Linked DNA regions of Homo sapiens: region 2 is linked to region 1. Evidence: read pairs that join two places in POLR2A ChIA-PET (ENCODE). Cell type or tissue: MCF 10A. All regions are shown on one strand. Each heading gives the region's core, and the rest is flanking DNA. Links, peaks and the distances in the headings are about the cores only.

Evidence for each region. Peaks named below come from ENCODE experiments on the same cell type or tissue, not always from the same donor. Only the 100,000 strongest peaks of a DNase experiment are listed, where the experiment ranks them.
Region 2: POLR2A ChIA-PET joins it to region 1 with 5 read pairs; 4 of 35 experiments call an interaction of 5 or more read pairs at or near these places.

What each region holds. Positions count from the first base shown.
Region 1 is chr22:31,948,165-31,955,998 of GRCh38, reverse strand. The region is part of intron 1 of YWHAH (tyrosine 3-monooxygenase/tryptophan 5-monooxygenase activation protein eta); the gene reads right to left. LOC124905158 (small nucleolar RNA U13) reads right to left here and starts at 2,595; the gene lies at 2,493-2,595. It overlaps LOC124900477 (a long non-coding RNA gene), which reads right to left. Exons shown (of 3, transcript XR_007068065.1): 3 at 6,847-7,834. In MCF 10A, for the core only: no CTCF peak of the experiment used is centred there; a DNase peak (open chromatin) is centred at 3,298.
Region 2 is chr22:31,643,455-31,648,881 of GRCh38, reverse strand. It overlaps PISD (phosphatidylserine decarboxylase), which reads left to right. Exons shown (of 8, transcript NM_001326411.2): 3 at 606-781. Among named protein-coding and RNA genes, the nearest start is that of PISD, 16 kb to the left of the region's middle. RefSeq lists enhancers at 2,164-2,273, 2,284-2,333, 1,347-2,546. In MCF 10A, for the core only: no CTCF peak of the experiment used is centred there; a DNase peak (open chromatin) is centred at 2,101.

The sequences.
Region 1 (7,834 bases), core at 894-5,893:
ATGGATAAAACCAATATAGACATGAACCCTATGTGAAGAAAGACTATAGTCTAACAGAAGAGATAAATACTTGGCACCCAAAACAGAAAATCATAGGGGCTTGAGAAATTCATAATTCGGGTCTGATAAGATGTTGCTTTCACCTTGGTAGAGGAATGGGACTAAGGATAATTATGAAAAGGTTGTACAGCAGCAGTACATAATGGTGAAGAAGAAAACCTCGAGCTTCAGCCATTCTGCAAAAGATACTCTGAACAGGCCGGGCGCGATGGCTTATGCCTGTAATCCCAGCACTTCAGGAGGCCAAGGGCGGGCAGATCATGAGGTCAAGAGATCGAGACCATTCTGGCCAACATGGTGAAACCCCATCTCTACTAAAAATACAAAAATTAGCTGGGCGTGGTGGCACGCGCTTGTAGTCCCAGCTACTTGGGAGGCTGAGGCAAGAGAAACTCTTGAACCCGGAGGTTGCAGTGAGCCCAGATCGTGCCACTGCACTCCAGCCTAGCTAGCGACAGAGCAAGCCTCCGTCTCAAAAGAAAAAAAAAAAAAAAAAAAAGATACTCTGAACAGTAAGATCGTACGGTCCCTTTGTCAAATGTTCAAAGACAACAGACTGGAAGTGTTCCAGACTCTGCTTCCAGCTTTATACTCTGGAAAGAACCAACCACTCCTCAAATACACATTAACAGATGGTGGGGCTTCACAGATCAGATGGAACATCACACAGATCCAGTGGCCAGAGCTTCGCCCTGTGTGGCTACACATGGAACCCTAACTGATACTCCCAGCCCTCTCCCAAACCAAAATGAAGAACAATTCATAAGTGACATGAAAGTACCCCCAGCTCCTAGTGAAAGGAAGCACAGCTACTCAGCAGGAAGTTGTACTCTGACCTACCTCACAGGAAACTCTGGTCATCAAGGATGGAAGCATCAATTATTTTAAGTGGAAGAGTTAAATTTCACAAGCTTTAACTTCCCTTAGTTCTCCATGATGCCAACTACAAGTGAACTAGCTATGCAGTTAGTAGGAAGAGCATTATTAGACTTTGCAGTGGTTGAACTGTATCCCCCGCCAAAAGATACGCTGAAGTTCTGACCCTAGGTTCCTGTGAATGTGAGCTTATTTGGAAATAGGGTCTTTGCAGATGTAATTAGTTAAGATGAAGTCATACTGGACATTAGGGTGTGCCCTAAGTGCAATTACAGGTGTCCTTATAAGGATAGTGAGATTTTGACACACACACAGGAAGAATGCCATGTGACAGTGGAGGCAAAGACTGGAGTGACGCATCTACAAGCCAAGGAACACCAAGGGTTGCCAGAAGCCACCAGAAGCTGGGAGAGTGCCTAGGAAGGATTCTTCCCTAGAGCCTTCAGAGGGAGCGTGGCCTGCCTACACCTCACTTTCAAACTTCTAGCGTCCAGAACTATGAGAGAATACATTTATTATTTTAAACTATCCAGTTTGTCGTACTAGGTTCAGCACCCCCTAGGAAACTAACAGAGTTTCCTAACAAGAGTTCCTAACAGAGTTGCTAACAGAGTTGGTCTGGGCCCAAGCAAAGAAAATGACTTCCTAAATTGACCCAGGACATTTCACAAGCCCTTAAAAGATGGTGTGTCGTCTAAAGTAGAGGGATTCCTTAATATGACCTACTGGTAAAGGTCTTTAATTTTATTAAATCAGTCTCTGCTTATCCAAAAGGTCTTTAATTTCAATAATGAAAAAAAAGAAAGCAAAGCACTTAGGAAACCATAAAACACTAAACAAAAAAGGTATTACTTAAACCAATCTGTAAGGACAGAACCTCCAGAGGGAAAAGGCCAAGTTCATTGGGGAAAGTTATCAATAGCATATTCAAATAGACACACTTAAAATGGATTGAGAAGACTGAGCAGTGGAGTATCAGAAATCATGAACAATGATGGTTTATTTGGGGAATTAGTGGTTCAAGGACATAAGCAGCAAGTGTAATCATTATTACAGGTAAAAATCAGAAAACGTGCCAAGTTCTCACAAAGTAAAACAAGCAATTGTCTGAGTCCTCCCTACCCCCAAGCCCCAGACAAAATAAAAATACCAGCTCACTCTTAATTTCTCCATTTCCCTGTCCCCAGGACCCCTACTCTTCTGCTACAAACCCTTAACACAGGCAAAGTCTCTCCTTTGCCTACCCACTTCTTTCTTCAGTGTGGTCTTTGGCTAACAGCTATCCTGACCATTCCCCAGGGGTGCTGCCTCCACTCTGGTCAAGCCAGGGTTCTCATTATTCATCCTCACATATTCATTAGTAGTCTCCATACCTCTCACTGTGATCTGCCCCAGTCTACCATGAATCTACAATCCATGCTCCCCTTAAATCCAGCTGAACACCTATAACCCCACTAGTTTCCTCCTCCAGTAAGTGCCTTTAAACACTTACATACATTTTCTTACGGAAAATAGAGACTTTGTAAATATTTAATAACTTAGTCTTTTTTTGCCCACATCAGAGGGTCACATGTCTATGTTGTAACAAGGTTTGAGGGTGGCACATCTCACACCTGCATGTCAAAACCCAATCATCACACTTATGAACTACAAAAAGATGAGTAACTACTTAGTCTTTTAACGAACAACACTTCTGAATCAAAATTCCATCCCAAATATTCTGATAAATTTCAGAATGCTTGAATCCTCTAGAATGACTTGCGTTTCTAGAGCAATATTCAATAAAACAAAGCATAAGGCAACAACAGAATTTGGAGAGCTCCTTTCATCTTGTAGTAATTAAACTAAGGCCATTTGGCATTAAAATACAAATAATATCCATAAGGAGTCACAATATACTTCCTCCTGTGACTAACAAAGCTGCTTCTGTGAAACTGGCAAAGATACACCAAGGTAACTTCCCAGAGTATATCATTTAAAGTGAGTACAAATCTGAAATACATGTATGTATAATACAGAATGCTTGCATAACACAAAAGGCGGTATAATTATTAAACCCAAGACATCTGAAGTTTAGTCTGAGCTAGCTATGTGACCTTAAACAAATCACAACCTTTTTGGACATCCAAAGTAAAATAAGCAGGATTAGCCCAAATGATCTCCAAGGCCTCCTTCAGCTCCAATGTTCCATGATTTCGTTTTTCCTGTGCACCAATAAAAGGTGTGGCAGGGCTTCCTACTAACGTGAAGTTTGGGTGTATCTGTAAGCATATTCTTTCTCCATCAGGAATAAGCTGCCAAAAAAGGCTACTGGGCAGTATTTATGATGACACCTTCACAAGAAAAATCATTTACTGGGAGTATTAGTGTTTATGTAAAAATCATCTGGTTGCCTGCCAGTCTGAATGAATCACTATCAGCATTAGCTGAGGGTGACTAACATATCTCAGCAAGCAAATATTGTTCCTAATACCCCAGCCAGAGCCTAACTAGGAAATAACTGGATACATTTAAATACAGTATTTTTTAATACTCCTGGGTTATAATTCAGTTAACAAAAGGAAACATGAAATGAAGATGGCTTACTACTTGACCAGATAACTAAAGAAAACTGAGTTTTTCCCAGACTGGAAAATTATAGACCCATGTAAAATCAGACAGTCCATTAAAACAAAAAGATGGATAGCCAATCTTGATGGATGATACTTAGCACCAGTTCCCAACACTTCAAATACCAAAATACAGGAGCCAGGAGAACTAATGAAAAGTTCAGTCATAAACTGTACTGAGAGGCAAACACCGGGTGGCAACACAGAGTAATGGATGCTCTCCAGGCCCCGACCATGCTACCTAAGATCATCTGCAAAATCTAATGAAATCACATTTGCTGCATCTCCACAAATCAGGAACATGAAGCAACAACAAGACAGAATTTTACAGACAGGCCTAGACAATAGTTTTCAGCCTCTTTCCGCTCTAACACCAAGATTACAACAGTCATTTCTGCCACACGGCACCTTCCCTCAGTGTAGCCACACTAGGCACTGAGTCTTCACCGGGCCACAAACCAGGGGTTTCGCCACCCCTGCTCACAGCCTCTCTGCTTTCTAGGTGTCCTGCCTGCCTTCCCACCCTCTGTAATCCTACTTACACCCTTCCTGAAGGACAACCTTAAACTGATGGGCTCTTCCCATGCACAAAGGCCCTCCTCTCCATTTCTTTTAAGGATTGGACTTCCCTGTCAGCCAGTTTTACTCACGTCCTGACCAAACAGCCTTTGGCTACACCTAGTCCCCACCCCAGGGCACTCACTTCACACATTTTCTCTGCTCCAGGACTACCCCCAACATTACTAAATGTCAAAAATGACCTGGCCTGCTGATCATTCACTTATCTTCCTATGACACTATTCATTTACCCAAAAACCCCTAAGGGCCTCCACCCACTACTCACAAGGCAAAAAACTATGTGTGTGAGTAAAAATAGATCCACTGCCAAAAACAGTACAGGGACTATTTAGGAAAATTTAAAGTTCTCAATCTGGGAAACATCCAACATCAAAAGTAACACTGAGCAAACAAAAATGCCACCCCCGAGCTGCCAGGCCATAGCTGCCTAAGTTAGGGGTAATGCTACCTCACTCGAATATGCTGCCATCCTTCACAGCTCCACACATGCTATGGGCTCATCCTTTATAGCTACCCACACCTACATGCTATCAACCAGCTTGCTTTTGATATGAGTAAATGATTCTCATGATTAAGTAAACATAACCACATCATAAAACCTTTAAGCTTCTTTGGCAGAAGTGTGTGTGTACGTGTATGTGTGTGTGTCTGTGTGAGAAAAGTCAGTTTGAGGGTTTGAGGGGCCAGGTGTGATGGCTCACACCTGTAATCCCAGCACTTTGGGAGGCCAAGGCAGGCGGATCACTTGAGGCCAGGGAGTACGACACCAACCCAGTCAATATAGAGAAACCCCATCTCTACTAAAAATACAAAAATTAGCTGGGCATGGTGGCGTGCACCTGTAATCCCAGCTACTTGGGTGGGACATGACAATCGCTCGAACCCAGGAGGTGGAAGTTGCAGTGAGCCAGGACTGTGCCACTGCACTCCAGCTTGGGCGACAGAGCAAGACTCTGTCTCAAAAAAACAAAAAATGAGCTAGAGGGATGAAAGCTTGCTGAGCTCTTTCCCAAGTTAATGCTTAGGAAGTGAGGATCTTGCCTGGCCTGCCCCAAGCTGGAAAGATATCCACCAACAGACCAAGTCCTACAGGCCACTGGGCAAGAACATCACCAGCCAGGGTCAGGCTGAGCCCCTTATCCTCACCAGGATGAGGCTGCAATTCTGTAAGACCACAAATAGGCTAAACTTCAAGCTCAGAGCAGGCAAGTTCGGGTAAGTAACATCCACTCTAAGCTAAATTTTAGTCAAATAAAACAGCTACCCTTGTATAGCCAAGAGACTGTTTTTGCCTTGCTTTTGACATAACTGAACATTTTCATGGGGATTGGCAAGGATTAAATACAACACCATCTGAATGGCATTACTGCATGCTACTGTCCCTAGAGGCATCCGAATTGAAGGCTTCAGAAGCTGTGCCAGGTTCGGATCATTGGAAGTGCTAACACTCACCACCGCAGAAGGGAATGCCACTGCAGCCAGGAGTAGGGGCGGGAGGAGCACCAAAATGCTGGGACAGAAGACAAGCTGCCTCCACTTGGACACTAGGAGGAATTTTACCAGCAACCTAGAGACAGAAATTTTGGGGCCTGCATAAAAATATACTAAAGGGTGCAGGGAGAAAAATACATTAAAGGCAATATGGAGAAACAACTGGTGCCAAGAATATGAAATAATTTCTTAAAATACCCCAAATAAAATGTAACATAGTCCTGCACTTCTTAACTCAGGAGAAACTCAAATTCAATACTTTGTTAAGCAAAAAAAAAAAAAAAAAAAAAAAAAAAAAAAAAAAAAAGGCCTCCAAGCCTTCAGAACAAGCAAAATCCAGATATGTGAGTTTCCCTCTTATGTTTCTCTGTTGTAGCTAAAACCCATAAATGGCAGATTGTTCTTAATCGTATTTGGAAAAAAAAAATGACTTGCACCCAACAGATAAAATTATTTGTTTAGTAAGCCCACTTATGAAGAGTTCTTGGATTTCAGTCACCAGTGCTGACAATGGTTAATATACCAGAATGTATACTAGACATATTATCCCTTTGCCTCATGGGGCATTGTTACATAGTGGTTAAAATGAGAGCTCTAAATTTGAGTTTGAATCTTGAATTCACAACTTACTAGCTGTTTGACCATGAGAAAATCAACCTCTGAAAGTCTCATTTGTAAAGGGGAGTAACAGTACCTATCCTGAATTGTTAAACAAGAATGTACACATGGAAGGTGGCGGGCACCTGTAGTCCCAGCTACTTGGGAGGCTGACACAGGAGAATGGCGTGAACCCAGGAGGCGGAGCTTGCAGTGAACCAAGATCCTGCCACTGCACTCCAGCCTGGGTGACAGAGCATGACTCCCCCCCCCACCAAAAAAAAAAGTACACATGGACTAACAGCTACCGTTTACCAAGTGCCTAAAAAGTTAAATAAGTTCTAACCAAGCGCAGTGGCTCACGCCTGTAATCCCAGTACTTTGGGAGGCCGAGGCAGGTGGATAACCTGAGGTCGGGTGTTCAAGACCAGCCTGACCAACATGGAGAAACCCCATCTCTACTAAAAATACAAAATTAGGCGGGCATGGCATGGTGGTGCATGCCTGTAATCCCAGCTACTTGGGAGGCTGAGGCAGGAGAATTGCTTGAACCCGGGAGGCAGAGGTTGCAGAGAGCCGAGATTGCTCCATTGTACTCCAGCCTGGGCAACAAGAGCGAAACTGTCTCAAAAAAAAAAAAAAAAAAAAAAGTAAAATATGTTATATAAACTTGCTAAATGTAACACACACACACATAAAACGTTAGGGGTACCCTCTCCGAAACCGTATTTCTGGAAAAGTGTGACGCTACAGTCTGTCACTGATATAAAATCCCAGACAAAGACCAACTAAAGAAAATCCCCACCAAAGAAAATACATTTTTGGTTTCTTTAAGGGAGTCAGTTCCGGACTGTGGAAGTTCTTCTGGGGATAATTCAGGGACCCAAACCCACATGGGGACTACAGTTTCTATTTCAGTGCAAGAAAGCCACGTAAGCTGTTTGCCCACCTGAAAGGACCTTTTAAATTCAAACTATTACAAGAATAATCCAGAGCCTTCTTCCTTCCTCAAAGACGATTACATTTTAAATGCCCAGTTAGTGGGAAACATAGCTCCCTAGTTTTTACATATTTCAAACTGTAGTATCAATGTGGCTTTAAGATTTCCTACTGGTTGGGTGTGGTAGCTCACTCCTGTAATCCCAGCACTTTAATAGGCTGAGGCAGGAGGACTGCTTGAGGCCAGGAGTTTGAGACCAACTTGGGTACCATATAGAGATCCTGTCTATACAATTTAATAATTAGCTGGGCACGGTGGCATGCATCTGTAGTCCCAGCTGCTCAGGAGGTTCACTTGAGCCCAGGAGCTCAAGGCTACAGTGAATTATGATCGTGCCACGACTGCACTCCAGCCTGGGTTCCAGAACGAGACCATCTCTTTAAGAAAAAAAAAAAAAATACTAATCACACCTCAAAATCCTCCTACTCTCTGTGACACTGATCTGTCTCACCTGGGGCAGTCAGCTGTGCACTTTTACACAGCACCTGCTCATTTCCCCACTTCCCAGAATCTCACAGTTGTTGCAACAACAGCCTTTTGCCAGTGGTTGGGCCAAATGCCCCTCCTCTCCGACTCCTGTTTCCTTAAACTGTAGTTTTGTTTCCTGCACTTAAGATTTCTA
Region 2 (5,427 bases), core at 1-5,000, 310 kb after region 1:
TCTTTGCGATTCAGTGTTTTCATCTATTAATACATTTTGTGACTGCGGTGGCAGTTGAGGTGCATTGTAATTCTATAGGAAAGATGCCTGTCCTGTACGTACTGACAGAATTTGGAGACAGGAGGGTCTGAGTAGTGGCCCAAGGTTGCACCTGCCTGCTAGATATGTTGAGGGTCCAGTCACCTCTACTGAGGGCTTCTTTTTTTTTTTTTTTTGAAATGGAGTCTCGCTCTGTTACCTAGGCTGGAGTGCAGTGGTGCAGTCTCGGCTCACTGCAAGCTCCGCCTCCCAGGTTCACGCCATTCTGCCTCAGCCTCCCGAGTAGCTGGGACTACAGGCGCCCGCCACTGTGCCCGGCTAAGTTTTCTTTTTGTATTTTTAGTAGAGACGGGGTTTCACCGTGGTCTCGATCTCCTGACCTCGTGATCCGCCTGCCTCGGCCTCCCAAAGTGCTGAGATTACAGGCGTGAGCCATGTGCCTGGTCCCCTACTGAGGGCTTCTGAGGTGCGCTGACTTTTCCTGACCCTCCTGTTGGTGCTGTGTTTGCATGACTCTTCCCTATTCCTGTCTCTCAGGCTTGAAATTGTCCTGTTTTTTATTACAGATGCCAGAAAAATCCACACTGCCCCTGCCCGAACCATGTTCCTGCTGCGTCCCCTGCCCATTCTGTTGGTGACAGGCGGCGGGTATGCAGGGTACCGGCAGTATGAGAAGTACAGGGAGCGAGAGCTGGAGAAGCTGGGATTGGAGATTCCACCCAAACTTGCTGGTCACTGGGAGGTAGGAATGAGGTGGAACTGCCTTGGGTTCTCGTCCAGCAAACTTTGTCTGTCACTTTTCCAGTTGTTCCAAAGTTGAAATGTTTGAACAAGTCAAATATGCTTTCTTGGAACTCATGTCTCCAGTAGGTTTTGGCCAGATACAGGAGTTATAACTTTGGTGTCAAGTCAAGCTTGTCTTCTGTTGCCAGACCTTACCCTGGTCTCCCCAAGGGTTCTGAGTAGAAATTTCTTGCTGTTGAAGTCTCAGAGTGTATGTCTTGAATTGGTGCTGACATCCTGGCTGTTCTGCTATTCTTGCCCTTGTTAGTCAGAAGAGGGCTGAAACTATTGAGCTTTTGTGATGTGGATTAGTTCTCACCAGGAACCAGACAGAAATAATCAAATTCCTTTGTCATTATTGCTCAAAATGCTTCCTTCCATCATAGTCACACGATAGGGGCAGCCTGCATTGTTACGGAATGCACGATACGTAATGAAACATCTTGTTCATCTGTGCTTCCCATGTCCCAGGATGATTCCTGACTTAGAGGAGACATTCAGTAAATTGTGAAACTGAATATAAAGGTGTAAGTTTAACAATTGCCTTTTTTTTGCAGCCATAATTTAACAAATAAAAAATCTGAAATATCAAAGGACCAGTAATAGGTCTTAATATTCTGGGCAAAAGAGGGGGTGACAGTTGAGGCTTTGTGATATCTGGAATGCAGTGGTGATCCACTCCATTTTGCTAATCCAGATCAGCTGAATCTATTCTAATAGGACATACGGTGACTGGGGCATTAGGATGCTGAAGGCAAGTCTCAACCATGCTCCGCAGTAGCTGTGTGAACTGGGACATGTCACTTTCTGTCTGGTCTTGTGTCTTTAACAGTAAAACAGCAGGTTGGGTTCGAACATGACTCTGAGATTCCATCCAGCTCTAACAGTTTATCTAGGAGTATTTGCTGCCATTGGCATTACATGCTACATTATAGGTTTCCTTCCAAAATCCTTTTTTGGACTTTAATTTTGACCATTTTCTTCCAATAGAATCTAGTATACAGACTTCACTTGATTTCTAACAGTCCTGTAAAACCGTGACTTAGTCAACTGGCCATACAGATCCAGCTATGGGAGTTACCCTAAGAGATACCTGTCTGCTCTTGCCCTGTATGTCCATGTGCCTACCCTTTGGCCTGTTCGTACGCCTTGGGCTTTGTAATAACCTACCTTAAACAAAAAAAAAAGTTTTCCGGTACTATATCACAAATTCCTTTTGGTGAAGGGTAATTATGTAGTAGGTGAGTCACACTTTCAAAGTATGCTGCCCTCTGTTCCCTGTGGCGTTGCTGGTTTCCCCTGTAAACATCATTTTCCATTAGATTAGTAGATTAGTAAAGTACTTGTAAAGTGTAGGTAGCACGTGACTGTGACTGCATGACCCCCCTCAAGTGTTAAACCCAAGCTGACATCTTTCTGACCTTGGGGATTTTTGAGGCTGACTCACCCTGTGATGAGCTTGCATGCTTTCAAGAAATTCCCACACACTTCAAAGGTTTCCCAAAAGAATATAAATTTGGAAGAAACCTGCCACTTCCAAAATCATAAAAGACCAACGCCAGTAGTTTTTTAGTATCTGCTGTTTATGTAATTGGAGTTATTGCCATACATAGTTTCAGACCTGGAAGATGGTTGTAAAGAGGACAGGGTTGATTAACTCATAAGTCCCAGGGCCTGGAAAGTGACAGGACACTGGAGTACAGTGGCCTAATGCAGTGTGAGATCTCAAAGCACCTATTGGTAAAGAACTGGGCTTAAGTTAGATACTCTTCTTGATTGAATAAAATGGTCACAGAACCACTCCTTGATGTTCTTTTTCTTTTTTTGTAGATATGAGGTCTTGCTCTGTTGCCCAGGCTGGTCTCAAACTCCTGGGCTCAAGCGACCCTCCTGCCTCAGCCTCCCAAAGTGCTGGGATTACAGGTGTGAGCCACTGTACCGGCCACTCCTGGATTTTCAAGTGGGACTCCAACACTTCATTTTATGAGGGGGAAATGGTCTGGACTTGGAGTTGACATTGGAGTTTGAGTATCCCTTATCCAAAATGCTTGGGACTGGAAGTGTTTTGGATTTTTTTTTGGATTTTTCAATATTTGTATATATATATATACTGAGATAACTTGGGGATGTGACCCAAGTCTGAACACAAAATTTATTTATTTTATTTTATTTGTTTTGTTTTTCTTTTCTTTTTTTTTTTTTTTAGATGGAGTCTCACTCTGTTGCCCAGGCTGGAAGGCAATGGCGCAATCTTGGCTCACTGCAACCTCCGCCTCCCCGGTTCAAGCGTCTCCCACCTCAGCCTTCCCAGTAGATGGGATTACAGGCACCTGCCGTTATGCCCAGCTAATTTTTATATTTTTGTAGAGACAGGGTTTCACTGGCCGGGCGCGGTGGCTCATGTCTATAATCCCAGCACTTTGGGAGGCTGAGGCGGGTGGATCACCTGAGGTCAGGAGTTCGAGACAAGCCTGGCCAACATGGTGAAACCCCGCCTCTACTAAAACTAAAAAAAAAAAAAGAGACAGGGTTTCACCATGTTGGCCAGGCTGCTCTCGAACTCCTGACCTCAGGTGATCCGCCCACCTCGGCCTCCCAAAGTGTGTGGATTATAGGTGTGCGCCACTGCGCCCGGCCAATTTATTTATTTATTTGAGGCAGGGCCTTGCTCTGTCACCTAGGGCTGGAGTACAGTGGCATGATCACGGCTCACTGCATCCCTGACCTCCTAGGCTCAAGCCATCCTCCCACCTCAGCCTTCTGGAGTAGCTGGGAATATAAGCGTGTACCATCCTACCTGGCTAATTTGTTTGAATTTTTGTGGAAACAGGGGTCTCATTTATGTTTTAGATATACCTTCTACACATAGCCTGCGGGTAACTTTATATAATACTTTAAATAATTTTCTTCATGAAACAAAGTTTTTTTCTTTTTTTTTTGAGACGGAGTCTCACTCTGTCACCCAGGCTGGAATGCAGTGGCATGATCTCGGCTCACTGCAAGCTCCACCCTTGGGTTCAAGCGATTCTCCTGCCTCAGCCTCCCAAGTAGCTGGGATTACAGGTGCCTATTACTGCGCCAGCTAATTTTTGTATTTTTAGTAGAGACAGGGGTTCACCCTCTTGGCCAGGCTGGTCTTGAACTTGTGACCTCATGATCCACCCGCCTCGGCCTCCGAAAGTGCTAGGATTACAGGCGTGAGCCACCATGCCCGGCCAAAACAAAGTTTTGACTGTGACCTGTCACATGACATCAGATGTGGAATTTTCCACTTGTTGGTGTCATGTCAGCACTCAAAAAGTCTCTGATTTTGGATGTTCAGATTAGGGATACTCAACTATATACGTTTTCAGGAATGGCAACAGGTTAAGAAGGGAGAGTGTTGAATGGCTGTCTGGGGCCTGGTCCTAATCCCACCTCTGGTTCCACCTAATCACTGTCATCACAAATGAAAAATGTGAGATTTTCCAAATGTAGCTGATATCAGAATTGTTGGGGAGCTTTAAAAATTATGAATTTGAGGCTGGGCGTGGTGGCTCATGCCTGTAATCCCAGCACTTTGGGAGGCCGAGGCGGGCGGATCACGAGGTCAGGAGATCGAGACCATCCTGGTTAACATGGTGAAACCCCATCTCTACTAAAAATACAAAAAATTAGCCAGGCATGGTGGCGGGCGCCTGTAATCCCAGCTACTTGGGAGGCTGAGGCAGGAGAATGGCGTGAACCCGGGAGGTGGAGGTTGCAGTGAGCTGAGATCATGCCACTGCACTCCAGCCTGGGTGACAGAGTGAAGACTCCATCTCAAAAAAAAAAAAAAGAAAAAATTATGAATTTGAATTCCTTAACTCCTAGAAATCTACAAAGTTTGGGCTAGGTGCAAGATCTGTGTTTTCCAGGAGCCCTGTAGGTGATTCTGATGATAAGCCAGCTTGAAGAACCAAAGGCAGATGAGCCCTACCTAATGTTCCCTTCAGGGCTACAGTTTTTTGTTTTTGTTTTTGTTTTTTTTTTTGAGACGGAGACTCGCCCTGTCACCCAGGCTGGAGTGCAGTGGCGCAATCTCGGCTCACTGCAACCTCTGCCTCTTGGGTTCAAGCCATTCTCCTGCCTCAGCCTCCTGAGTAGCTGGGATTACAAGTGCCCGCCACCAGGCCTGGCTAATTTTTTGTATTTTTAGTAGAGACGGGGTTTCACCGTGTTAACCAGGATAGTCTCGATCTCCTGACTTCGTGATCTGCCTGCCTTGGCCTCCCAAAGTGCTGGGATTACAGGCATGAGCCACCATGCACAGCCACTAATTTTTGTATTTTTTTGTAGAGATGGGGTTTCACCATGTTGCCCAGGGTGGTTTTGAACTCCTTAGCTCAAGTGATTCACCCACCTTGGCCTCCCAAAGTGCTAGAATTACAGGCATGAGCCACTGTGCCGGGCCAGTTTTAGGTTTTTGTTTTGTTTTGTTTTTCAGAGACAGGGTCTTGCTGTGCTAAGGCTGGAGAGTAGTGGTGTGATCATATCTTGCTACAGCCTTGAACTCCTGGGTTCACATGTTTCTTTCACCTTAGCCTTCCCAGTAGTGGACTGTAGGTATGTGCCACTTCGCCAGGG